Linked DNA regions of Mus musculus: all the other regions are linked to region 1. Evidence: chromatin loops called from intact Hi-C (ENCODE). Cell type or tissue: gastrocnemius. All regions are shown on one strand.

Evidence for each region. Peaks named below come from ENCODE experiments on the same cell type or tissue, not always from the same donor. Only the 100,000 strongest peaks of a DNase experiment are listed, where the experiment ranks them.
Region 2: a loop joins it to region 1, with 2.5 times the contacts of the local background. A loop is called at or near these places in 5 of 42 quality-filtered maps.
Region 3: a loop joins it to region 1, with 2.7 times the contacts of the local background. A loop is called at or near these places in 4 of 42 quality-filtered maps.

Annotation. Positions count from the first base shown.
Region 1 is chr8:121,689,738-121,697,737 of GRCm38, reverse strand. No RefSeq gene overlaps it. Among named protein-coding and RNA genes, the nearest start is that of Gm46065, 37 kb to the left of the region's middle. In gastrocnemius, no CTCF peak of the experiment used is centred here; DNase peaks (open chromatin) are centred at 1,742 and 3,067.
Region 2 is chr8:121,921,369-121,929,368 of GRCm38, reverse strand. It overlaps Car5a (carbonic anhydrase 5a, mitochondrial), which reads left to right. Exons shown (of 7, transcript NM_007608.2): 3 at 2,168-2,286; 4 at 5,507-5,602; 5 at 5,752-5,814. Among named protein-coding and RNA genes, the nearest start is that of BC048644, 18 kb to the right of the region's middle. In gastrocnemius, CTCF peaks have their summits at 1,835 (motif pointing left) and 3,535 (motif pointing right); DNase peaks (open chromatin) are centred at 1,851 and 3,536; H3K27ac peaks cover 373 bases.
Region 3 is chr8:121,845,169-121,853,168 of GRCm38, reverse strand. It overlaps Gm26812 (a long non-coding RNA gene), which reads right to left and starts at 1,304. Exons shown (of 4, transcript XR_879277.2): 1 at 1,189-1,304. In gastrocnemius, CTCF peaks have their summits at 2,018 (motif pointing left) and 3,012 (motif pointing left); DNase peaks (open chromatin) are centred at 2,010, 3,034 and 6,583; H3K4me3 peaks cover 356 bases; H3K27ac peaks cover 1,225 bases.

The DNA.
Region 1 (8,000 bases):
GGATTTCCTCGAGTCTAGAGGTCCCTAGCCAGAGCACATCTTCCCCGAGGGACATTCAGTGGTGACTGGAGATCATCACGTTGGTCACCCTCACCACAAAGAGCTATCTGACCCAAAATATTGATGACGTCAAGGCTGAGACCTGAAGTCATTCCATTCCTGCTCTCAGCTATGTGCCCCCACCCCACCCCACCCCACCCCCACCCCCACCCCCACAGGGTTGTCTCAGTCTTTGCTTCCTGTGAGGGAAGCTTGCTGCCTCTGGGAGTGGCTGGACTGGGTTATTACGCTGCTCAGCAGAGCCTGGGCTGGCTGCACTGGGAGGGAGGTGGAGTGTGGATCTCAGCCACAAGAGCAACAGTGGTCTCTCACTGAGGGGCTGTCCCAGGAGAGCCCTCCAGGGAACTGGGACATACACTCAATTCTGTCCCCAGTCTCTAAAGAAGGAGGAAGGATAGCTCCAGCATTCAGGAGGCAGAGGCAGGCAGATCTCTGAGTTCTAGGCCAGCCTGGTCTACCAGAGCGAGTTCCAGGACAGCCAGGACTACACACAGAGAAACCCTGTCTTGAAAAAAACAAGAAAATATAAGTTAATTAATTAATTAATTAATTTTTAAAAGGAGCTAGGGCTCAGTCTGGGGTCTCCCAGCAAAATAAGCATGGGAGAGACGAGAAAGAGAGACAGAACTTGACCATTGTTTCTAGAAGCAAATGTATACATCTAATATATTAAAATGTGCTTGGGAAATAGCTCAATGGCTAAGAGCACCAATTGCTCTTCCAAAGGACTAAGGTCTGATTCTCAGCACCCACGTGGAGGCTCACAACTGTCTGTAACTTCAGTTCCAGGAGATCCAACACCTTCTCGTAGTCTCCTCACACACCAGCCATATGCACAGTGACAGACATACCTACAGGCAAAACTCCCATACAGATAAAAACAAAGAAAACAAAATAAAATTGTATTAGTGGTATGCATTCTGCAGGACTGAAGGGGCTATTCATAACACATTAAAAGTAAGATGATGAGTAGTGGATGGGTGGGTAGATGGATCATGGATGGATAGTGAATGGATGGATGGGTGGGTGGGTGGAGGATGGGTGAATGGGTGGGTGGACACCTTTCTTCTGACCTCCACAGGTACCAGATATGCATTGGCTCACCCAGTGTGCTCCCCACAGGCCAGTGGGCTGATCTTCTGATTTCCCTTCCCTTCCTCCCCTCCTTCATTTGAGGAGGAGTCTCCTGCAGTCATTTAGTATGTAGGTGAGACTTGAACTTCTGATCCTTATGCCTCTACCTCCCAAGTGCTGGGATTACGGGTGTGGATCACCAGATTCAGTTTATGTTGTGCTGGGATTTGAACCCAGGGCCTTATATATGCTAGACAAGCTCTCTGCCAACTAAGCCAAATCCCCTGATGTCTAGTTTTCTCTTCCATCTGGAAGGAAGCAGGCCTGGTCTTAGGTCCTACCAGACTGCTGGCCCTAAGCTGGAGACCAAAGAACAAGGAGTGCCCCCCATGCCTCTAGGGTCCAGCTAGCCAGAAAAATTCTGACTCTGATGCCCAGGCCCCTCTTGCCACCTGCCACCCAGCTGTTTTCCTGAAAGGCCTGGCAGGATAGGTCATGCTGGCCTGGCCCAGAGGTGGAGATATCAGCCAGCCATGAGTAAGCATAGTTGTGACCTGGCCCGAGGCTGGCTGGCAAAACATCCGGACTGTTGCCTCTGGCCCTTCTGCCCTAGATCCTGGAACCCTGCCCAGACACTCCTGCCCTCATGGACAGGAACAGAGAGGGCATTCCAGGCAAAGGCAGAGAGCCTCGGCAAAGCTAAGGCCACAATCCTGAGACCCAGGGTCCAACGTGGGAAGAACTCCTAGACTAGAGAAGAGTTCTCCACCCCCATCTCCCCATCCCACCCCACACTTCTGCCTTACCCTGTCTGTCTTCATGGCCTGAGGATCTCAGTGAAGTTAACCACCTCTTGCAACATTATTTTATTTCTTACACAATAACCACACATGCTGGTTGCAAAACATTCTGGAGATAAAAGTATTGAAAGGACGGAGGACATGGCTCGGTGAGTAGAGAGCTTGCCTAGCATAGCCCTGAGTTCAGTACCTAGCATCACAAAGATTGGGTGCAGTGGCACACACCTATCATCCCAGTGCTCAGGAGGCAGAGGCAGAAGGATCAAGAGTTCAAGTCCATCCTGGACCACATAGCAAATCTGAGGCCAGCCAGGGCTCAGGAGAGCCTATCTCAAAAAGAAAAAAGACAGACGCTGTGTCATTTTAGAACTTGATACATTGTGTCTGTGCTTGGGCGCTGCAGACGCTACAGCTGCTGCAGCCATCTTCCCAGTATGTCGTCTGTCAGGCACACTGGGTGTCTGGTCCTCACAGCATCTCTTCTTCCTCTCACCTCATACCCTAGGTGGTCGGCTTGTCCCCACACCACTGAGTCACCTGTCCTCTTAACATATAGGTGGGCCTGGCAAGAGAGACTCTGTGAGTGCAGAAGAGATGGGGTTTATCCTGTGAGCTTCCTCAGCCCAGGTCACTGTAGATGGTGGCCATGATCCTTCCAGGCCTGGCAGCCTGTTGATGACTCTGTAATATTCCATCTGAAGAAAGCAGCATTGTTTACCCTATACACCCCATGGAGGGTTGTTTCCATGGTAACTCACAGCAAGATGGACGTCTGTACACTCCAGTCCATTCTGGCTGACTGGCTTTATGACATCGGCCCCAGAGAGGAAGATGCCTGAGGACCTTTGAGGCAGCATTTTGTGGTCCATTTAAAACATGTTAACTCTCGTCTCTACCTCCACAGTAGCGTGGCATGTCCCTATAACCATTGTGTTTAGGGTCACCCTACTCCAGTGTGAACTCATCTTACTTGGTGACAGCTGTAAAGGACTAAGTTCTAAATAAATTCCACACCCATTGTGCATGGGGAAGAGGGGAGCTCCAGACTCCGTTTCTTCATCAGTACCAAGGGGATGGGATGGATACCCCAGATAACCTACTGCAAAAGGTGTAGGCTGCGCCACCTGCTGGATGTCTTAAGTACTGCACCAGCCTGCCCCAGGTAGGGGTCATGGCCTACCCTGAAATGCAGGGGCTCACAGAGGCCCAGTTCCTATGTCCCTTCCTGTGATGCTGTTGGGTTCTGCCCTCAGGGACCACAGAATGGCCCATATGCCTGTGGACAGGGAGGGAACCAAAGAAGGGTCAGTCTAGGGGGTGACCCAACGTCACCTGGTACGGAAGCCAGAGCTGCATATCTGCAGCCCAGATCCCATGCTCAGCAGGCACATCTCACACACACATTCTCATAGGCACTGTGTCGAATATTGACACCCATAAATGGATACACATGAGCATGTGCGCTTACACACACACACACATCAGCAAACCCTTCCTCACATTTACACACAGATGCATGCTTCCACTGTGCAGAGACCCTCCCTCAGGAGTTCCTGGGGTGCAAGGCGGGGAAAGATGCAGTACCCTTCTCTGGGATTCTCAAGACTTCCTGTAGAGGGGATGCTCACACCCACTGCTCCCCTTTCCTGATTCCATCCATATTTGGAAGTGCCTCTGTGTCGCTTCTGTTCGCCCATTGTCATCGTTCCCAAAACCCCTTGAAGGAGTCTGCTCTGACTGGTTCTTTCTGGGAACGTTATCTGTCAGCACAGGCATGCGCGCCCATGCCCAGAGCACTGATGGACCTGCGGTGTAACTTTCCCTGGAGAGAAGTCAACGAAAAGGTCTGTTCTTGTAAAACAGGATGCAGACCACAGACTGAGAAAGGACTCCACCCACAACCAGCTTAGTGGGCCAGTGAGTTTCCTGGAGCTGCTCACAGCGGCATGGGAGGAGGGAGTCGCCCACACCTGCATGGGTGAGGGAGGTCACCAACACGGTGAGGTTGAGGGGGGTCCACAGCTGCGTGGGTCTGCCCACAGCGGTGAAGTTGAGGCGGGGTCCACAGCTGCGTGGGTGAGAGGGTCTGCCCACAGCGGTGAAGTTGAGGCGGGGTCCACAGCTGCGTGGGTGAGAGGGTCCGCCCACAGCGGTGAGGTTGAGAGGGGCTCACAGTGGTGTGGGTGAGAGGGTCCACCCACTAAGGCAGTTGTCTTAGTTAGGGCTTGACTGCTTTGAGCATGACCAAGGCAACTCTTTTTTTTTTTTTTTTTTTGGTTTTTCGAGACAGGGTTTCTCTGTATAGTCCTGGCTGTCCTGGAACTCACTCTGTAGACCAGGCTGGCCTCGAACTCAGAAATTCGCCTGCCTCTGCCTCTTTTTTTGTTTGTTTGGTTTTTGTTTTGTTTTGTTTTTTCGAGACAGGGTTTCTCTGTGTAGCCCTGGCTGTCCTGGAACTCAGAAATCCACCTGCCTCTGCCTCCCAAGTGCTGGGATCAAAGGCGTGTGCCACCACCGCCCAGCCCAAGGCAACTCTTATAAGGACAACATTTAATTGGGGCTGGCTTACAGGTTCAGAAGTTCAGTCCATTATTCTCAAGGCAGGAACATGGCAGCATCCAGGCAGGCATGGTACAGGAGGAGCTGAGAGTTCTACATCTTCATCTGAAGGCCGCTAGCAGAAGACTGTCTTTTAGGCAGCTAGAACAAGGGTCTTAAAGCCCACACCCACAGTGACACACCTACTCCAACAGGGCCACACCCACTCCAACAAGGCCACACCTCCAAGTAGTGCCACTCCCTGGCCCGGGTATACACAAACCATCATAGCAGTTGTTACTACTTACATAGAAGCCTTCCGCAGGGCCTTGTGTGTTTCAGGAGTTTCCTGGAGGGTTTGTTTGCTTCCTGAGTCTTGTGACCCTCTCTCCTCACACCAGGAGGGGGTGTTTAAAAGTGGAGGGGATACCTACACAGACAGAACTGCAGCCATACGGTAGACACCTCTGCTCCGTTACACACTGACAGTAGTGACCATCGAGCAGAGTAGGACACCTCTGTTTCTTCTTTTCCCCCTTCCATGCCTCACAGTGTGGCTGGGTGTCCAAGGCTTTCTTTGCCCGTCTGCTTGGTGTGGACAGGAATCACACTGTGACCCAGGAGAATACTTTCAAAGTTCTTTATCAACTGTCAGGTACCCTTGCCTTGGAGGGGACATCATGCCTCCATGCCTCCTTCCACTGCCTTGCATGTCCTGTGGGCTTTGAGTTCTTTACCGTCTGGATACTTTCCCTCCCTCATGACTAACATCAGAAGGCTTCTAACACATGCCTGTGTCCCCTGTTACCTGGGATATGTAAGCTCTTCATCGCGATAACAAGATTCCTGACATAAAGGACTTAGGAATGCAGCATTTGCATGGGCTCTCTGTTTCAGAATCATTAACTTTGAGGATTCTGGTCCAAGGTGAGGTGGGACATGTGGAGGTGGGACATGAGGAGGTGGGACATGTGGAGGCGGGAGAGTGTGGCCAGGATGTTCATCTCTTGGCAGAAACAGAAAGAGCATCCCAGAGGGACCTGGGACACGATACACCCCACAGGCATCACCCGGTGACTTACTTCCTCTAGCTAAGCCCCATCCACCTTCTAAGGTTTCCAGAACCTTCTAAAGTAGTACTGTCAGCCAGGAACCAAGGATTCAAGCCACCAGCCTTCTGGGAAGACATTTGACATAAATCAAAGGGGTTTTTTTGTTGTTGTTTTGTAACATGATGTCAAAGTCATCCCTTCAATTATTTGGTTAGTTCTATTTTTTGTTTGGGGTTTTGATTGATTGATTGATTGATTGATTGATTGACTAATTAAATAATTATGAGACAGAGCCTCACTTTGTAACCTTGGCTGGCCTGGAACTCACAAAGACCAACCTACCTCTGCCTACCTAGTTGTGGTGGTTTGAATATGCTTGACCCATAGGAGTGGTACCGTTAGGGGGCGTGGCCTTGTTGGAGGAAGTGTGTCACTGTGGGGTGGGCTTTAAGGTCTCCTCCTATGCTCAGGCTCCACCCACTGTGAAACAGAGCTTCTTTCTAGCTGCCCATGGGTCAGGCACTCCTGGTTACCTTCAGATGAAGATGTAGAACTCTTAGCTCCTTCTCCAGCACCATGCCTGCCTGGATGCTGCCATGCTTTCTGCTATGATGATAATGGACTGATCCTCTGAATCTGTAAGCCAGCCCCAATTAAATCTTGTCCCTTAAAAAGAGTTGTCACGGTGTCTCTTCACAGCAGCAGAAATCCTAAGACACTAGAGTGGGGACTAAAGGGGCATGATGACCCCATGCATGGTCTACTTTTTTGTTTGTTTTTGTTTTGAGACAGGGTCTCTTGTAGCCCAGTTTGGCCTTGAATTTGCTGTACAGCTGAGGATGTCCTTGAATTCCTGATCATCCTGTTCCCACTTGCAGAGTGCTGGGATGCAGGCATGGATCACCACACCTCACCCTCCCACTATTTGTACGATGGAATCTTGCTGGCGTCTTTCAGGCAGGTGAGCTGGTTCAGAGGGTAAGGGCACTTGCCACCAAGCCTGAAGACCTAGGTCTGAATGTGGCACCTACCTCGTGGAAGTAAGAGAACTCCTGAAAGCTGCCCTCTGACTTCTGCATGGATGCTATGACATGTACACACACACATGCATATGTGCCATGTCATGTGCACACCCACACACATGCATGTGCCACACCCACACACATGCATGTATCCCATGTCATGTGCACACACACATACATGCATGTTTGCATGTCATATGCACACCTGCATACATGCATGTATGCATGTCATGTGCACACCTGCACACATGCATGTGTGCCTTGTGTATACACCCACACACATGCATGTGTGCCTTGTCATGTGTCCACCCACACACATGCATGTATGCTGTTATATGCACACTCACATACATGCATGTATGCCATGGTATATAAACACTTATACATGTGTGCTGTGTTATGTGTGCACCCACACCCACACATATGTGCTGTGGCATGTGCACACTGACACACGTACATGTATGCTATGTTATATGCACATGGACACACATGCATGTATGCATGTCATGTGCAAACCCACCCACATGCATGTATGCCATGTCATGTGCACACCCACACACATGCACGTATGCCTTGTCATGTGTACACCCACACACATGCATGTATGCCATGGTATGTAAACACTTATACATGTGTGCTGTGTTATGTGTACACCCACACCCACACATATGTGCTGTGGCATGTGCACACTGACACACATGCATCCCCACACAAAATAAGTAAGCGGGGGTAATGTTTTGAAAAGATAAATTATTCCCCAGCCAGAGGCACACATCTCACAGGGGTTTCCCCCAGAGTTCCATGCTTTTGTTTAGTTCTAAACTGTCCTGTGGTGTAGACCTTCCCTCCTGACCTTTGCTGGTTCCCTTCTTCTCTCTGCCACATCTCAGACCATGTTTCCACCCCTGAGTCCCCACCTCCAATCTATTCCAGAACCATCTCTCCTCCAAGATCGAGGGCCTGGTTCTGCCTTCCCACATGAACAGCAATGACCAAACACAAGATCCAGACTCAGTTCCAGCCTGGTGCCTCAGTCCTGCAAGCCCATTTCCTAGCTGGGCATATCTGTCTGCTGGCAAGTTGCAATTCAATAGAGCACAGCTGGCTGCCTGCAAGACAGTGCCTGCTGCAGGAAGGGTATACAGTTGAAGCTGACCCCAACAGGGCTCTGGGCCTCATGGCTCTGGTTGAATGGCTGGGGCAAGACTTTCGGCCTCTGAGCCTCTTGCAGAACACAGGATGCCTGGAAACCCTGGGTCTGAGGTAGCTGTCAGCCATTACCAGTTTTCTCAGTTTGGTCGGAGCTAAAAAATCCTTCTAGTGCCCATTATATGAAGCCAGAGATAATGGTGTCTTTGAACTTAGAGAAAACATTAGCTGTGTGCAGAACTGGGCTTGTGAAGGCTCACTGGTTCTGTACTCCTTGGCTGTCCAGAGAAGGACCTTGAGGCCCA
Region 2 (8,000 bases), 230 kb before region 1:
ACTACACTGGCTCAAACTCATATATTAATGTTTATAAGATAAGCACTTTACTGAGTGAACCATCTCTTTATTTCTTGGCCCTTATCTGTGCATTTTCATAAATTTTAATGTGTGTGTGTGTGTGTGTGTGTGTGTGTGTGTGTGCTGCCTGCATATCGATCTATGTGCATCTTGTGTGCCTGGTGGCTACAGAGGCAGAAGAGGGTATTAGATCCCTGGAAAGTGGAGTTCATAGATGGTTGTGAGGTGCCATGTGAGTCCAGGCATTGAACTCCTGGTCTCCTAGAAAAGCAGCCAGTGCTCTTAAATGCTGAGCCATCCCTCCAGCCTCTTATCTGAAGTTAGGTGATAGCTTGAGGTTTTAAGACTGGATGACAGTCTAGAACACCCATCTTGCTTTGGGATAAGGAGATGGTAAGATTGTACCAGCCCAGCACCTGCCCAGACCACGGCACAAGCATGAGCTAGCTCTGTCCCCAGTGTGCAGGGCAGTGCTACCCGACGCACATTGTTTTCACAGGGAAAAGGAAGCACGCTCCATCAGCTGGAGGCAGTCAGAACTCAGCAGCATCTTTCACTCCACATGGCATAAGACTCATTTGCCATTCGGTGTCCTGGTCAGCTTTAACTATCAATCTGATATGACCTAGAGTCTCCTAAGAAGGAAGTCTCAATAGACGGGTTGCTCAGATTCGATTGGCTTGTGTGCCTGTCTGAGGGGGATTGTCTTTGATGGTAAACTGATGTGGGAGGACCCAGCCCACTGTGGGGGGTGCCATTCCCTAGGCAGATGGCCCTAGGCTAAGCTAGCTAGGCATGAGCCTGAAAGAAAGGTGCGGGGAATGGCATTTCTCCACGATTTCTGCTTCTGAATCCCTGCGGAGTCCCTTGGGTGAGGACTGTGACCTCGTTAAGGCACATTAACCCTCTCCTCCTCTAAGTTGCTTTTGGCCAAAGTGTTTGTCACAGAAACAGAAAGAAAGCTGCAACAAGTTGATACACGAGGCTAAGTTCCCCAGCATGCTATATGCATGGAGGCATCTCTAACCATGGACCAGGCTTCCCAGCTCTGCCCTGAGCTCAGGCTTGCCTGGCCATCCTGGGAGCACCTGGTGCTGCTTTCTATGAATGCTGAAGTGTCCAGCAGGCTTTGATGGAAATGTGTCAGCAACTGGTAGAAATGTGATTAGCCACGTGGGGCCTCGTCAACCAGGCTCCCAGAACTACTCTGGACCTATTGAATTTGTTTCTGTGCAGGGTACCCAGATGACCAGGTGTGATGCACACACCTGTAATCCCAGAGCTCAGGAGGTGGGGGAGTCTCTTAGTTAGGGCTTTACTGCTGTGAACAGACACCATGACCAAGACAACTCTTCTAAGGGCAATCTTTAATTGGGACTGACTTACAGGTTCAGAGGTTCAGTCCATACTCATCAAGGCAGGCATGGTGCAGGCAGAGCTGAGAGTTCTACATCTTCATCTGAAGGCTGCTCGTGGAAGACTGACTTCCAGGCAGTTAGGATGAGGGCTTTAAAGTCCATACCCACAGTGACACACCCACTCCAACAAGGACACACTCACTCCAACAAGGACACACCTTCTAATAGTGCCACTTCCTGGGCCAAGCATACACAGACCATCACAGTCAAGGGGATCAGAAATTCAAAGCCATCCTTGGTTACAAACAGAATCCATTGCCAGCTTGAGCCACATGAGACGCTTTCTCAGAAGAAAAGAAACTCTTTGGAACTCCTTGTAGGATTAGCACACATCTCAGAAATCATCCTGTGTCTCTGTGTAGTCACATGTAGAGACTCGAGGTTCTTACCGCCATCTAGTGACTGTGCTCGGAGTTGGCCTTCCGCTATCCTAGACCTTAGTGTGAACCTGCTGTGGTAGGCTCTGCTCTAGGACTGAGGTGGCCATACCCTGGCCGGGCTCACCTTTCATGGACCTCCCTGGGTTTTGCAGCACAGCGATCGGGGTGTGTGTGTGTGTGTGTGTGTGTGTGTAGAAGGTTGCCCCCATCACACACAGATACACACAGACACACACAGACACACACACACACACACACACACACACACAGACACACACACACACACACGGAGACAGTGCTGGGCCTACTCAGTAGTCCAGGTTCATGTGTCTCTTCTCTTGCTTGCAGGGATCAGCGGTGGGCCTCTGGGAAACCACTACAGGCTGAAGCAGTTTCATTTCCACTGGGGAGCAACAGATGAATGGGGCTCAGAGCACGCAGTGGACGGCCATACCTACCCAGCTGAGGTTCGTAAACACTGTGAGACAACACACGATTGGGTGCTTTCAATCTCAGTCCGACTACAGGGTGACTAGACCTCACTGTCGCCTTACACACACACACACACACACACACACACACACACACACACTTACAAAGTGCCCAAAAGCAGCTGAACCCACTTAATTATCGCTGCTTTATATGGTGAAGTGGAAGGGGGTGCCTCTGTGGGCCCAGGCTGAAACACCCCCTTCCCCTTGAGGTACCAGCCACACGATGAAAATAGTACCTCGGATATAGTATGAATAGAGTTTATTTAGGGTATGGGGAGGGCAATTGAGGGGGTAGAGACAGAGAACGGCAGAGAGAGAGGAGAGAGGGGGAGGGGATAGGGGAGAAAAGGGACAGAGAGGCTAAGAGAGTAAGAGATTAAGAGGGTAAGAGAGTGAGAGAGAGGAGGGACAAATAGCCCCCCCTTTTTAAAAAGAGTTATGTATTTAGTTTATGTATGTGAGTACATTGTAGCTGTCTTCATGCATACCAGAAGAGAGCATCGGATTCCATTACAGATGTTTGTGAGCCACCGTGTGGTTGCTGGATCTCTGGAAGAGCAGTCAGTGCTCTTAATCACTGAGCCATCTCTCCAGCCCAAAACAGCCTCTTTTATAGTGAGTCAGGCATACCTGGCTGCTGCCAGGCAACTGTGGAGCGGAGCCTAGAAGAAATGCTAACACAGGTGACCACCAAAAATAAATCAAAGAAGCTGAGGCGATGTCTGGAGACCTCTGGGCACGACATCACCGACATTTTCCAACAGAATGGAAAATGGAAGCCGGGCGTGGTGGTGCACACCTTTAATCCCAGCACTAGGGAAGCAGAGGCAGGCAGATTTCTGAGTTCGAGGCCAGCCTGGTCTACAAAGTGAGTTCCAGGATAGCCAGAGCTATACAGAGAAACCCTGTCTCAAAAAAACAGAAAAAAAATGAAAGGAAGAAAGAAAAAAGGAAAAAGAAAAATGGAGCGTCCGTGTGGTGATAAACCATAAGGTTACTACCTCAGCTCTCAAATTGCCGGATTGCCATAATTACCTTGTCACTCCCATCTCTGCCCCCTCCTCTTCTCACCCTCTGCCTTCCACCCCCAACAATTGGATGTACACTCAATATTTTGGCTCTCATCGATCTCTGGTTGGAGACGTGAACCAGAGTCTAGCTAAAGCCACAGATGGGAGTCCAGTGGTTGTTGTTCATTCGGAAGTGATACGTGTGGCCACTAGAGGGCGCACAGCGTCTATCCTCAGCTAGTGGCAATCAAAGTTCTTGTGAGCAGACCCTGGTCCCTGAAGATTCATGGTTAGGCACAATTGAGAATGCCTCTACCCCAGCTTTTGTGCTTAGGGGAAACTTGTGCCCTGTGCTGTATCCAAGGAGCCCCGGAACTCCCTCTGACAAAGCCGTCATATTTGCACGGAACCCACGCACATCCTTCTATGTAGCCATCCTCAGCTCTAACATAGAGGACTCAGATATACATAAAATAAATCTTTTTTTTTCTTTTTTTCCTTTTCTTTTTTTCTTTTTGTTTGTTTTTTCGAGACAGGGTTTCTCTGTGTAGCCCTGGCTAACCTGGAACTCACTTTGTAGACCAGACTGGCCTCGAACTCAGAAATCCGCCTGCCTCTGCCTCCCAAGTGCTGGGATCAAAGGCGTGCGCCACCACGCCAGGCTCATAAAATAAATCTTAAGAGAGAGACAGAGACACTAACATACTATGAGTCCAACTTGAATAGTTGTTGCTATTTATTTCATTTCAAGAAGAACACTGGGGGCTGGAGAGGTAGCTTAGTGGTTAAGAGCACTGACTGCCCTTTCGAAGGTCCTGAGTTCAAATCCCAGCAACCACATGGTGGCTCACAACCATCCATAATGAGATCTGATTCCCTCTTCTAGGGTGTCTGAAGACAGCTACAGTGTATTTACATAATATAGTAAATAAATAAATCTGTAAAGAAAAAGAAAAACACTGACGTAATATTTTTATTCCAAATAGATACAAAATCCTTGGGTGGGAAGATAGAGTGCCCCCTGGCTGACACAGAGGCCTTCTTGCTGCCTTATGAAGGACTCTGCTTTATTTCTTCCCGTTGTGAATTCCCCCAGTGCCTCACAAGGCATGTAAGGTCTACAACCTTACATGCAAGAAATAGAAGGGTTACAAAATAAAGACAGGGCAGAGTCCAGGGTCAGACGCCAGGTATGATGTTCGGGGACTTACCTCTCTGAGAAACTGCTCAGTGCTGACAGTCCAGCGTCTTATCTGGTGACCCTTGTTCCAAGTGACATGTCGGTACAGATGATCAAACTACTCACTTCTGTCTTGACAACTCAAAACACTTTTTTTCTCTCTCTTTTTTTTTCATTTTTCATTTTTTTCTCATTTTGGAAATGCTCTTGAACTTGCTGGGGATTGAACACAGGCCAATGTTTTATTATTGTTGTTGTTGATGTTATTAAAGATTTGTTTTATGGTTGAGTGCTCTATCTGCACGTACACCTGTGTGACATAAAAGGGCATCAGATCTCATCACAGATGGTTGGGAGCCACCATGGGGTTACTGGGAATTGAACTCAGGACCTCTGGAAGAGCAGTCAGTGCTCTTAACCACTCAGCCATCTCTCCAGCCCCCAGGCCAGTATTCTTAACTGCACACTTCCTCCAACAAGCCCACCCTCTTAAACTTCCTTAAACAGTGCCTCCCCCACCCCTACTGGAGACCAAATGTTCAAATACACAAGTTCATGGTGGACAGTCTCATTCAAGCCACCGCAACCCTTACGGAGTGTATGCAGACGGGAACACGCCCTGGTGGAGGCCCGGACTGTGTACGTGGAGAAAGTGGGTAAAAGGAAGCTTGCATACAATGCTTGCCTCTTCTGACTGTGGACGTGATGTGACGAGTGGCCTCAGGCTCCTGCTGCCTTGAGTTGCCCGCCATAATAAACGGTACCTTTGAACCGTGAGCTAAAATAAACCCTTTCTCCTTCCGGTTGTCTTTGTCTGGGTGTAGTGTCACAGCGGCAGGAAGGGAAAGTAAAGCAAGAGTCTTCTCCCTCTCTTCCGGCCACCAGCACTTTGAGTACGCATGTGACAATGGCGTGACCCATGGGTGTGCCGGACGGAGAGTGGCGTGGCTGCTGTTTCTGCTGCACTGCGCTGTGTTAACATTCTCTTTCTACCCTGTTTCAGCTCCATCTGGTTCACTGGAATTCCACGAAATATGAAAATTACAAGAAAGCCTCCGTGGGGGAGAACGGGCTGGCGGTCATCGGCGTGTTTCTGAAGGTAGCGTCTGCTGGGCGGCCACGCCTCTCGCACTGAGAATGGCGGGTCCGGTCATCAACAATGGCCTTTCGCACACTGCCCCTCTTGCGAGCACAGTGTGTTTCCATTGTCTGCTGCCCAGGCTAACACTCTGTGTCTGTGGTACACAGCTCGGGGCGCATCACCAGGCCCTGCAGAAGCTGGTGGATGTCTTGCCGGAAGTAAGACACAAGGTAAGAATCGTGAAACCAGCACAGTTGGGCACCCCAGTTGCCAGAGCAACGACTCACTCAGGAAAATTCAAAGAGTTTGGCAGAGGCTGTGGGGTTCTGGTTCTGGGAAGAGAAGGTAAGGGCCAGTAGGTCCTAAGTAAGACCCTTGCCACGAGCTGGATTTGGACATAGAGCATAGAGATTGGTGGCCTATGTCTGTAATTCCAGCCCTTGAGAGGGCCGAGGCAGGAGAGTAGCCAAAAGTTCAAGGCTAGTCTGGGCTACATAATGAGTTCCAGGCTAGCCTGGGATTACAGAATGAGACTTTTTAGAAACAAACAAGAAAGAGGACTCAGGTGTAGCTCTTGTTGGTGGAGACCTCACTGTGCATGCACAAGGCCTTGGGTTCAACCCCCTGCACCGGCATAAACTGCATGTGTGGGAGACAGCTGCAGTCTCAGGACTTGGAAGCTGGAGGGTCAGAAGTTGACCTCCCCCCAACCCCCCATGTGAGACAAGGATCCTGGACTCCTTGGGATGGCCAAATCCAAATCCTGGGAAATCCCAGGAGCCTGTGGAAGAGTTGGGACCCATCTTGGTTCTTGCTCTGCTCAAACACAATGTCCAGGAGTGATAAAGTCTGTTAAAGCAGACAGAAATATCTACCTGCTACGTGTGAGCCTGCACACCACCTGCACACCCGAAAAGGAGCCTGAGACCAAGGACAAAGCAGATGGCAGCGGGGTGGGGTGGGATGGGGGGTGGGCAGCCTGGGTGGCGGGCGCATAGGCCAGTGGCAGGGCCCCCGGTTCTCCCTGAAGGTGGCCGGACACTCTTTGTATACCTCCGTATGTTAGCCTGTCTCCAGGGAAAGGCAGAGTAACAGTGTTGCTTTTCTTTAAGAGCAACCCAGAGGGGACATTGATGGAAACATGGAAATTCCAAGGAGATGGGTTTATTTATTCAGTACCACAACAAAGAATTCTGAGGCATAAAAGGAAGCAAGGTGGCCCTTAGACGTGGTGACATGGGGACAGAGGAGGCTTCCATCTGTCTTAACAATGGTGAGAGCTGACCTGCAGGAAAGTGTGGCCACCCCTTCCTCAAAGCTCACAGGAGTGTTTGATCTGTCCCTTGCCTTCTCTTGATGTTGCGGTCCAGACGCCCCTTGGGATGGAGACAGATCCCTTACCCACACTGTTCCGTGCCCTGGAACACCTCAAGGCCAAGGCCAAGGTACTGGGCTGCACAGCTCCTCGCCCTCTTCCGTGCTGGGCCACAGCCAGAACAGAACTGGAGACTGGGATGTTTTCCCAGCTGGCCTCTGCCTCCCACAGGGGTGGGAGAGAAAAGAGCAGAGCAGTTGTTTACTCAGGGTCTGTTTGACTTCCTTGGAAGGTTCTGGAGCTACTTTCCCTCGCCGGCTGACGGCAGGGGAGACCTGGGGTCTGGGACTCAGTTCTGGCCCCAGTCACACTAGCCCCCTGAAAACAACCCACAGACCCTAGGAGATAAAAGGACTTTAAGACACAAAAGGTCCAGCCGTGGAGGGCTCCACAGGCTAAAGACTGGGAGACGTTCATGGACCCCGGTCCAGTGGCTCTCATCTGCAACCTTGGGGCTTCTAGGGGTGTTTGGTATGTGGTGAAGATCCTCAGTCAAGAACTCTTGGGTTCAAGGCCCTTGATCTGCCAGGGAACTGTGTGGTTTGTTCAAGTGACTTAACATCTCAGAGCCCCGACTTCCCTGTTTGTGAAATTTGGATCTTAGGACCTGAGAGCCCACGAGGGCCTGTTACCCAGATTAAAGTGGCACGTGCACAGGGTTGGTCTTTGGTAAACTGGTTGGGTCCGGGCCCCAGCTGTGACTCTCAAAGGCTCATCTGCTGTTGTGATGGGGATGGGGGGAGGCCAGGGAGGCTGTGACACGTACTGGGCTGTCTCGAGCAGCTGCGCGGGACTCTGCTGTCTGCAGTGGACTCTTGAGTGTGTTCTTACCTTGAGGGGCACGTAGGGGGCCTGTCAGACTTTAAAATGCTTGACCGTGGTGACTCTGAGGAGGATGGAGGGAGGAAGTGAGGGGCGGGTGGCCTTGGGGTCAAAACCCCGCTCGACTGCAAGGTAAGCCCATTCTGAAGGATGCTTTGCTGCCCCTCTGGGCTCCTCCCGTGTCTCCACAGCCCAGGATACGACGTCATGGCTCAGGCT
Region 3 (8,000 bases), 160 kb before region 1:
TAAACATACAATGCAACCTCCCTCTGGGCAGCCACACTGACTTCAGATCTATTCTTTTTTTTTTTTAAAGATTTATTTATTATATGTAAGTACACTGTAGCTGTCTTCAGACACACCAGAAGAGGGCGTCAGATCTCATTACGGGTGGTTGTGAGCCACCATGTGGTTGCTGGGATTTAAACTCAGGACCTTTGGAAGAGCAGTCAGTGCTCTTAACCGCTGAGCCATCTCTCCAGCCCCTCAGATCTATTCTTTACTGCTCATAATCACAGACAGGCATCCTCTGCAGCCACTTGCTAATACTCTCAAGCACCCACCCTAATAGTGATTCTAGAACCTGGGCTACATTCTCAAAGCATTCCAGTACTCAGGGGCAGACCACACCCATCACGTTCTACTACTTAGACGACTGCCATCCTAGGGGTCTCCCCACAGACGCCCTTCCTTCAGGTGGCTCCACCTTAGTTTCTTATCTCACTCCTCTCTACACTACATACGCTTCAGTCACCAACACCTCCAGCTACGTCAGTATTTCCTCTGCAGACACCCCACCCTCAGACAGCACGGCTTTAGCCGGCTGTCTCAGTACCCTTGGCAGGATAAATGCCAGGGCTGTCACTAAACTTATCTCTGGTTTTGTTAAATCCTATGCCAATGTACAGCAAGAATCTTTGCCCTGGATGTGTGGGTGTGTGAGTGGGAAACAAGTCCCATTTACCCTCCTTGTAAGGTCCCAGTGACAAACCAAAGTTCAAGTACACCAAAGGTCACCCAGGGGAACCAATGAGCTTGTGGGGTTCATGGGCAGGGGACCTTAAAGCAGTCACCCCAGGAGGATCTGCACTCAGCAGGGACAATGGCTCTCCACAGCCCTCCACAGAGACCCTTCCCTAATCCTCTGGAACCTAGGCTCCTGAGGCCGCGTGAAGTTAGGGTAGAATTGCATACAACTGACTGGGAGAGCGACTGGATACTCAGCTGAGGGTCCTCTCCTCCTCCTCCTTTATTTATTTATTTTATGTTTGTGAGTACACTGTTTTCTAGAAACAGTGGAAATGAGCCTTGAGAAGAAACTTAGGAAGCAAGTAACAGGAGTGGGGGTGCCAGGCAGGGAGACGGAGTAGGGCAGATTAGGGTGTCCTTGGAGGACACAGGGTTCTCTTGATAGGAAGTACAGAGGGCACTCACTCAGTGTCTGTTTCTTCCTACCCGTTCCTGACGAAGATGCAGGTGAAGGTTAGATTAACACGAGCACACATCTGCCTCTGCTCTGCATGGGGCACATGGCCCCCCCCACTCCTTCATCCTTCCGACACTGTTTATTTTCAAGACAGATGAGCAAACAGTAGTTCACCTGTTTCCATGGACACCTGAGAGATATTTGACGGGCAGTGATTTTTGTGGCTAGCAGCTCTCTCCTAGGCTTGAGCTGGTCTTTTCCTGAGTCTGCGCCCTTCTCGATGGGGGAAAACCAGGCAGGCATCTCCAGATCCCAGAGCCCCCATGTGCTGGCTTGCCAGACTGGATGAAGGGAGACCTTGTGGTCTCTGTCTAGTGTGTTGGGAAGAGGGACCCCACTGTGTGAGTACCAGGACATCAATGGCAAGTCTTCTTGTTACTCTTTAAAACTGTAACCAAGTCTACTCCTCAGTCCCTCTTCAGAACCATAGAGCAAAATGTTTCTCCTACACTGTCGGGAGCCTGCGATGTGGGGAAATCAGAAAAGCCTGCAGCTTCTGCCTTGCTGGTTCCCAAATAGACAGGCCTGCAGGTGAGCCCCATCTCCTCTGTGATAGCGTGCATCTAGCGTCTACACTACGGGACAACAGACACTTTTACTAGATAAAAGCATCCGGCTTGAGGTTCACTCTTGCTGTCAGCTGCTTCAGGATCCGCTCCCCTTCCCCTTCTCCTCCCTCCCGCCTCCCCCATCAGCATGATGCAATATTTGCTTCTTGTGTCTACAAGGCTTCCCGAGCCCCTTCTGAAACTGCTACACTGACCCCTGGTGGCCAACAGAGGCATTGCGGGCTCGGGGCTGCTGCCTAACTTCCTTAGGGTGTTGCATCAGCCCTGTCGTAAGCTGAGACCGAAGAAGTCGCGCCAGTGCCAGTCAGCTCTCAGCACCTGAAAGCCACAAGGGATTCTCCCTGTTTGAGGCCTGATGGCTCATTGTTTCAGGGACCCTGTCTTACATCCGCGTGCGCCTGGCCCCTGATGATCAGGAGCTGGTGGCACAGGAAGTTCGCAGCTGTTGCCGGGCCCAGGACCGACGACCCCTCGGTCTCAGCCTTCTGACTCTCAGGGCACGTGCAGGGACTTAGCCACAGAATAAATAGAATGAACGTAAAAAGTAAAAACAAAAACAAACAAACAACGAAAGGGGCCTAGGGAGATGGTTCGGAAGAGTGGGGAGTAGAATTCTCGGACCCAGCGCCCATGTAAACGCCTAGCAAATGAGGTGGCCCGCCTGAAATCCCAGCTCTTGAGAAGCTGAGGCAGGGGCATGCTTGGGTAGAGCTACCCAGCTAGACTAGACAAATTGGTAAACCCTGCCTGATTGAAGTAGGAGACTCTGCTTCACGTGGCAGCAATCAGAGGAGACACCTGACACGAACCTCTGGCTTTAAGTAAGCCGATTGAAGTCGAATTAAAAGTATAAAGGCAGGTTTATTGGGGGCAGCTTTCAGGAGGGTTCACGGGTCCCAAAGAACGGGGCCAGAAAAGTCACCATGCAGACAGGAACCCACCTACCTGTGTCTCTTGAGGTGAATATTTCGTTTTCTTTCTTCTTATTTTTTTTTTTTTCTTTTTGCAAGTTGGTCCAAGGATGACCTTAAACTGATCTTCCTGCCTCCACCTCCCAAATGTTAGGATTCTTCTGCCTTCCTCTAGAGCTTTTTTTTTTTTTTTTAATATATTCACCATTCTGCCATACCCCAAAGTGTAGCTCTGTGAGCTTCCTGAGGCAAAGTTGGTGGTGGATGAGGTGTGTGGCTGCTGCCCTCTGCTGGCTGGCTGCAGCGCTGTCATTAACATTTTCATCTTGAGGGTAGACCAGGATTACTTTGTAAATTGGGAAATAGCTTCGAAGGTCATAGAAACAGCAAGCAGGCATGATGGCATATGCCGGTAATCCCGATGGCGGCTAGGGGGCAGGGGTGAGGAGAGCATGGCTATCCTCTGCTACATAGTGAAGTCCAGCCCAGCCTGGGCTACTCCAGATCCGCTCTCAAAACCCAGGGAAAAAAAGATTCCCCCTCATATCAACTGGTTGGCTTAGAAATTATATACAGGCAACAATAAAGGAACCAATAAGGTTGTTCTTATGTATTTTGTGTGTGTGTGTGTAGCAATTACAGTTAAAAAAAAGAGGTCATGAATTTGAGAAGAAACAAGGGAAAACAGAGACATTGGAGGAAGGGGAAAAGGGAGGGAGGAATAATGTAATTATATTTCATATTTTAGAATCCTAAAAACAAAACACAGAAATTCCTGCCTGTGATCCCACTGTGAGGAGACTGTGTCCTGATGTGTAGTGTACCCCATGCACTGAAAACTGTAGAGTGATATTTCCTCCTGGGAGTATTCCCCCAGGTATTCCCCCAGGTCTGCTCCAGTAGAGCCTGGGAGGTCCCCTAAGTGCAGCTGTTCTATAGAGGCCCAGGCAGGGAATCAGGCTGGCAGGACGAGAGGAAGGAGAGTGCTGTTGCTGCGGGTGAATTTGCTTTTTCAAAGATAGACTGCAAGCCGGGCGTGGCGGCGCACGCCTTTAATCCCAGCACTTGGGAGGCAGGGGCAGGCGGATTTCTGAGTTCGAGGCCAGCCTGGTCTACAGAGTGAGTTCCAGGACAGCCAGAACTACACAGAGAAACCCTGTCTCAAAAAAAAAAAAAAAAAAAAAAAAGTAATCAAAGATAGACTGCTTCAGTCAGGGCATGAAAGGTACGGGTGATAGCTATCTATCTATCTATCTATCTATCTATCTATCTATCTATCTATCTAGATATCTATCTATCTAGTATATACCAGAGTACACTATCTATCTAGTATATGACAGAGTACTGTCACTGCCATCAGACACTCCAGAAGAGGACATCGGATCCCACTACAGATGGTTGTGAGCCACCATGTGGTTGCTGGAAATTGAACTCAGGACCTCTGGAAGAGCAGTCGGTGCTCTTAACCACTGAGCCATCTCTCCAGCAGGTTAGTTTTTAAAACACCACTCCTATCACAGTTTGGAGCCCCTGGTGCTTTCTCCCTGCCTGCCTCAGGAGCCAGCTAGTTTTCCACGTCGGTGATGTCACAGCCACCACCACACATGCTGATGGCCCCTGGCAGCCGCCCTTAAGTATCAGCTGCAGGGCTGTGGAAACAGTCACGGACTCTCAGTTCCCCTCGAGGTTCTCTTTTACTGATTGTCTGAAGGTTCCAATCAAGGCCACTGGAGGGGCCAGGTGTTTGCTCTTCGTGGAAGCCAGTTCTGAAACTTCCCTTCCGGGCAGGGTGCTAGCCACATCCCCTGTTCTTGGCCCAGTCTGTGAATGATGCAACTGGCAAGGAACTGGTGAAATGAAGTGGAGCAGAGATGCATCGATAAGAGGCACCAGGAAGCTGGCTGCAGAGTGGGTGACATTTGAAAGATTCCTCGGGAATGAATTCCTACCGTCTGATTTCAAGGAAGGCGAGCCTTCCCCTCTGAAGGCTTTCCTCAAACAGTACTGAGAATGGTTTAAAAGCTGCTGTACTTCCCCACGGGCTGTTTCTCTCTTCCATGGCTCCCCTCCCTCTGTCTCTAGTCACCTCTGTACCTCCAGGACATAACTCTTCCCTATTTGTAAGATGTTAGTAAGAACAGTGAACAAAGACTCTCAAAGAAAAAGCTCATAAAGGGGCTTAGGGAATGCCTACCAGGCCCCGAGGGACTGTATCAGATATGCGACTGGCTTATTTAACATCAGATGCTAGTGGAGCCTTCTGCTTTCAAAGTCCGAGAGCCATACACAGTTGTCAGCAAAACTAAGACATGAGGCTTAGCTGGGAGCAGAGCCGGTGCGCATGCTCAGAACTGGTTTGGAGGCTCAAAGCCGGCTACTTTTATCATTTTTCTAAAATAGGGTTTCTTTGTGTAGCCCTAGCTATCCTGGAACTCACTCTGTAGACCAGGCTGGCTAGGAACTCACAGAGATCCTCCTGCCTCCACCTTCCAAGCACCAGGATCAAAGGCGAGCACCACCAGCACCTGGCTTTTTTTTTTTTTCTACCTATATATATTTTTTTCTGAGACAGGGTTTTTCTGTGTAGCCCTGGCTGTCCTGGCACTCACTCTGTAGACCAGGCTGGCCTTGAACTCAGAAATCTGCCTGCCTCTGCCTCCCAAGTGCTGGGATTAAAGGCGTGCGTCACCACTGCCCAGCTTCTACCTACATTTTGAGGGTGACACAATTTCCTTCTTTGTGGGATTTGACAGTGTAAGGTATGCTAAACATTTGTCTTTTCTATCAGACATTTAAACACGTGAACTTGAGACTTGAGTTGACAACAAGGAAGTAAGTCTTTTTTTTTTTTTTAAATCTTTTATCTCCCAAGCCTTCCAGGATTTTGGGCGCTTCTGCATTCTTGGAAGTTTAGTGACCCAAGTGGCAAACTCCTCCTCCCCCTTTCCTTTGTAATGATTCTTTTAAATCTAGCCAATTTCGAAAGACCGTGTGGTCGGATCCCACCCAGTGTGGTAAAGACACAAAGGTCATCTCGCATTGGCGATCTTGCCCTGTGGGCCTGCTCACTCTTCCTTGCTCCCTCTTGAGCAAGAGTCAGGTTTGGCCTCATTGAGACACGTCAGCAGGAGTCCTGGCCTTTTCTTTAGGATCCCAAACTTATGTCTCAATACTGGTCTCATCACTAATCATGGATTCTGACCTTGAACATGGCCATTTAAAGATCTGGTATTGGTTTGGGCAGGTGGCTCAGTGGGCAAAGGTGAGGACCCACAAGGTGGAAAGGACAAGCCAACTTCTGTGAGAGCTCCTCTGAATCCCATACATGTGCTGTGGCATGCATGTACACACACACACACACACACACACACACACACACACACACACTCATACACTCACACATATACACCACACACACACTCACACACACCATATACACACATACCACATATACACACTCATACACACATACTCACACACACCATATACACACACTCCCACACCACACACACTCCCACATGCATACACACACTTACCCCCACACACACACTCACACACCACACACTCTCACACACCACCCCACCCACCTACCACACCCACCCACAAACACACTCAGGCACACACATCACTTTGTAAGAAGAGAGACTTTGGTATCAACTTCATGATCAGGAACTCTCGTTCCTCTGCTTTTCTTTTTGTTCCGGTCTGAGGAGAAGGTAAGGATGGGTCAGGGGGATGGGGTGGTCCCTGAGGAATGGGGTGGTCCCTGGAAATACCATGTCCTCGGGAGCTGCTAGGAAACCTATGCTAGGCAACGTGGGGGCACGCGTGACACCTCTGCCAGGTGTGCCGAAGACTCTTGTTCCCTCTGCTGGCCTCTGGCATCCTGCCAAAACCAGTCCAATGCCCTGGTCTCCCAAGGGTCCCTTCAACATGGACATAGGCAGACAGTTGACAGGTGAGTTTACAAAGCACATGTATTTTCTACCTGCCTTACTCGGGGTTACTATTGCTGTGACAGAACACCATGACCAAAAAGCAAGTTGGGGAGAAAGCGTTTATTTGGCTTACACTTCCATGTTCCTGTTCATCCTCCAAGGATGTGAGGGCAGGACCTGGAGGCAGGAGCGGATGCAGAGACCATGGAGGGATGCTGCGCTCTGGCTTGCTTCCTCTGGCTTGCTCAACTTGCTTTCTTAGAACCCAGGACCAACAGCCCAGGGATGGCCCCACCCACAATGGACTAGGCTTTCCCCCTTAGGCAGCCTTCCTGGGCCTGGAGAGATGGTTTAGTGGTTAAGAGCACTGGCTGCTCTTCCAGAGGACCAATTAACCATCTCTAATTCCTGTTCCAGAGGATCTGATACCTTCATACCATGTGCACATAAAATAAAGTTAAATTAAAAAAAAAAAAGTCAGCTGGGCGTGGTGGCGCACGTCGGGAGGCAGAGGCAGGTGGATTTCTGAGTTCGAGGCCAGCCTGGTCTACAAAGTGAGTTCCAGGACAGCCAGGGCTATACAGAGAAACCCTGTCTCGAAAAGAAAAAAAGAAAAGTCTTACAGCTGGATTTTTATGGAAGCAGTTTCGTTCCCTCCGGTCAGATAACTCTAGTCTGTGTGTCATGTTGACATAAGACCAGCCAGCACAGAGACACGTTATTAGGCACTCAGAACACAGACCACACACATCCTGGAAGCCTAGGGCTGTGCAGAAGCCAGGTGAAGTGGGCAAGGGTTGGAAGCCACTCCCACCCCCCATACATCTCAGTCTGATTCTCCCTGTGGCCCGGGATGACCTGGAACCCAGCACTGTGCATCTACCATACACACCTGGGCTGTGTTGTCTGCTCCACAGTGTGAGCTACCTTGACGCTCTGGTTGTTTTCCTTCTCCTTCCTTGCATCCTTATCAGGTCAGTGGGACCTACTGTTAAGGGAGTGGGGCACAAAATTCTGAGGGGGCAGAGCTGAGGACCAGGATCAGGGGAGGAGCGTTTATCTGACCTGTGCTAGGACTTGGGTTCCAGGTGGAGCTGGAAAGAAAAGTCCATGCTAAAAGCAAATAAGTAAGAGTGCAGGAGGGTTCCGGCATCACGGAGCGGAGGGCGAAGCTAAGTGAAGACCCTGTTCAATCCAAGCGGGAAATTCCCTCAGTGCTAACTTAGGCTCTTCCTGACTGAGAGCAGTCCACACGGGACTTTGAAACTCCCTCATTGTTTGCTTTGTTTTTCTTCACTTTGTAAGATTTAAAACAACAACCCCAGTATGTTTAAGTTACAGA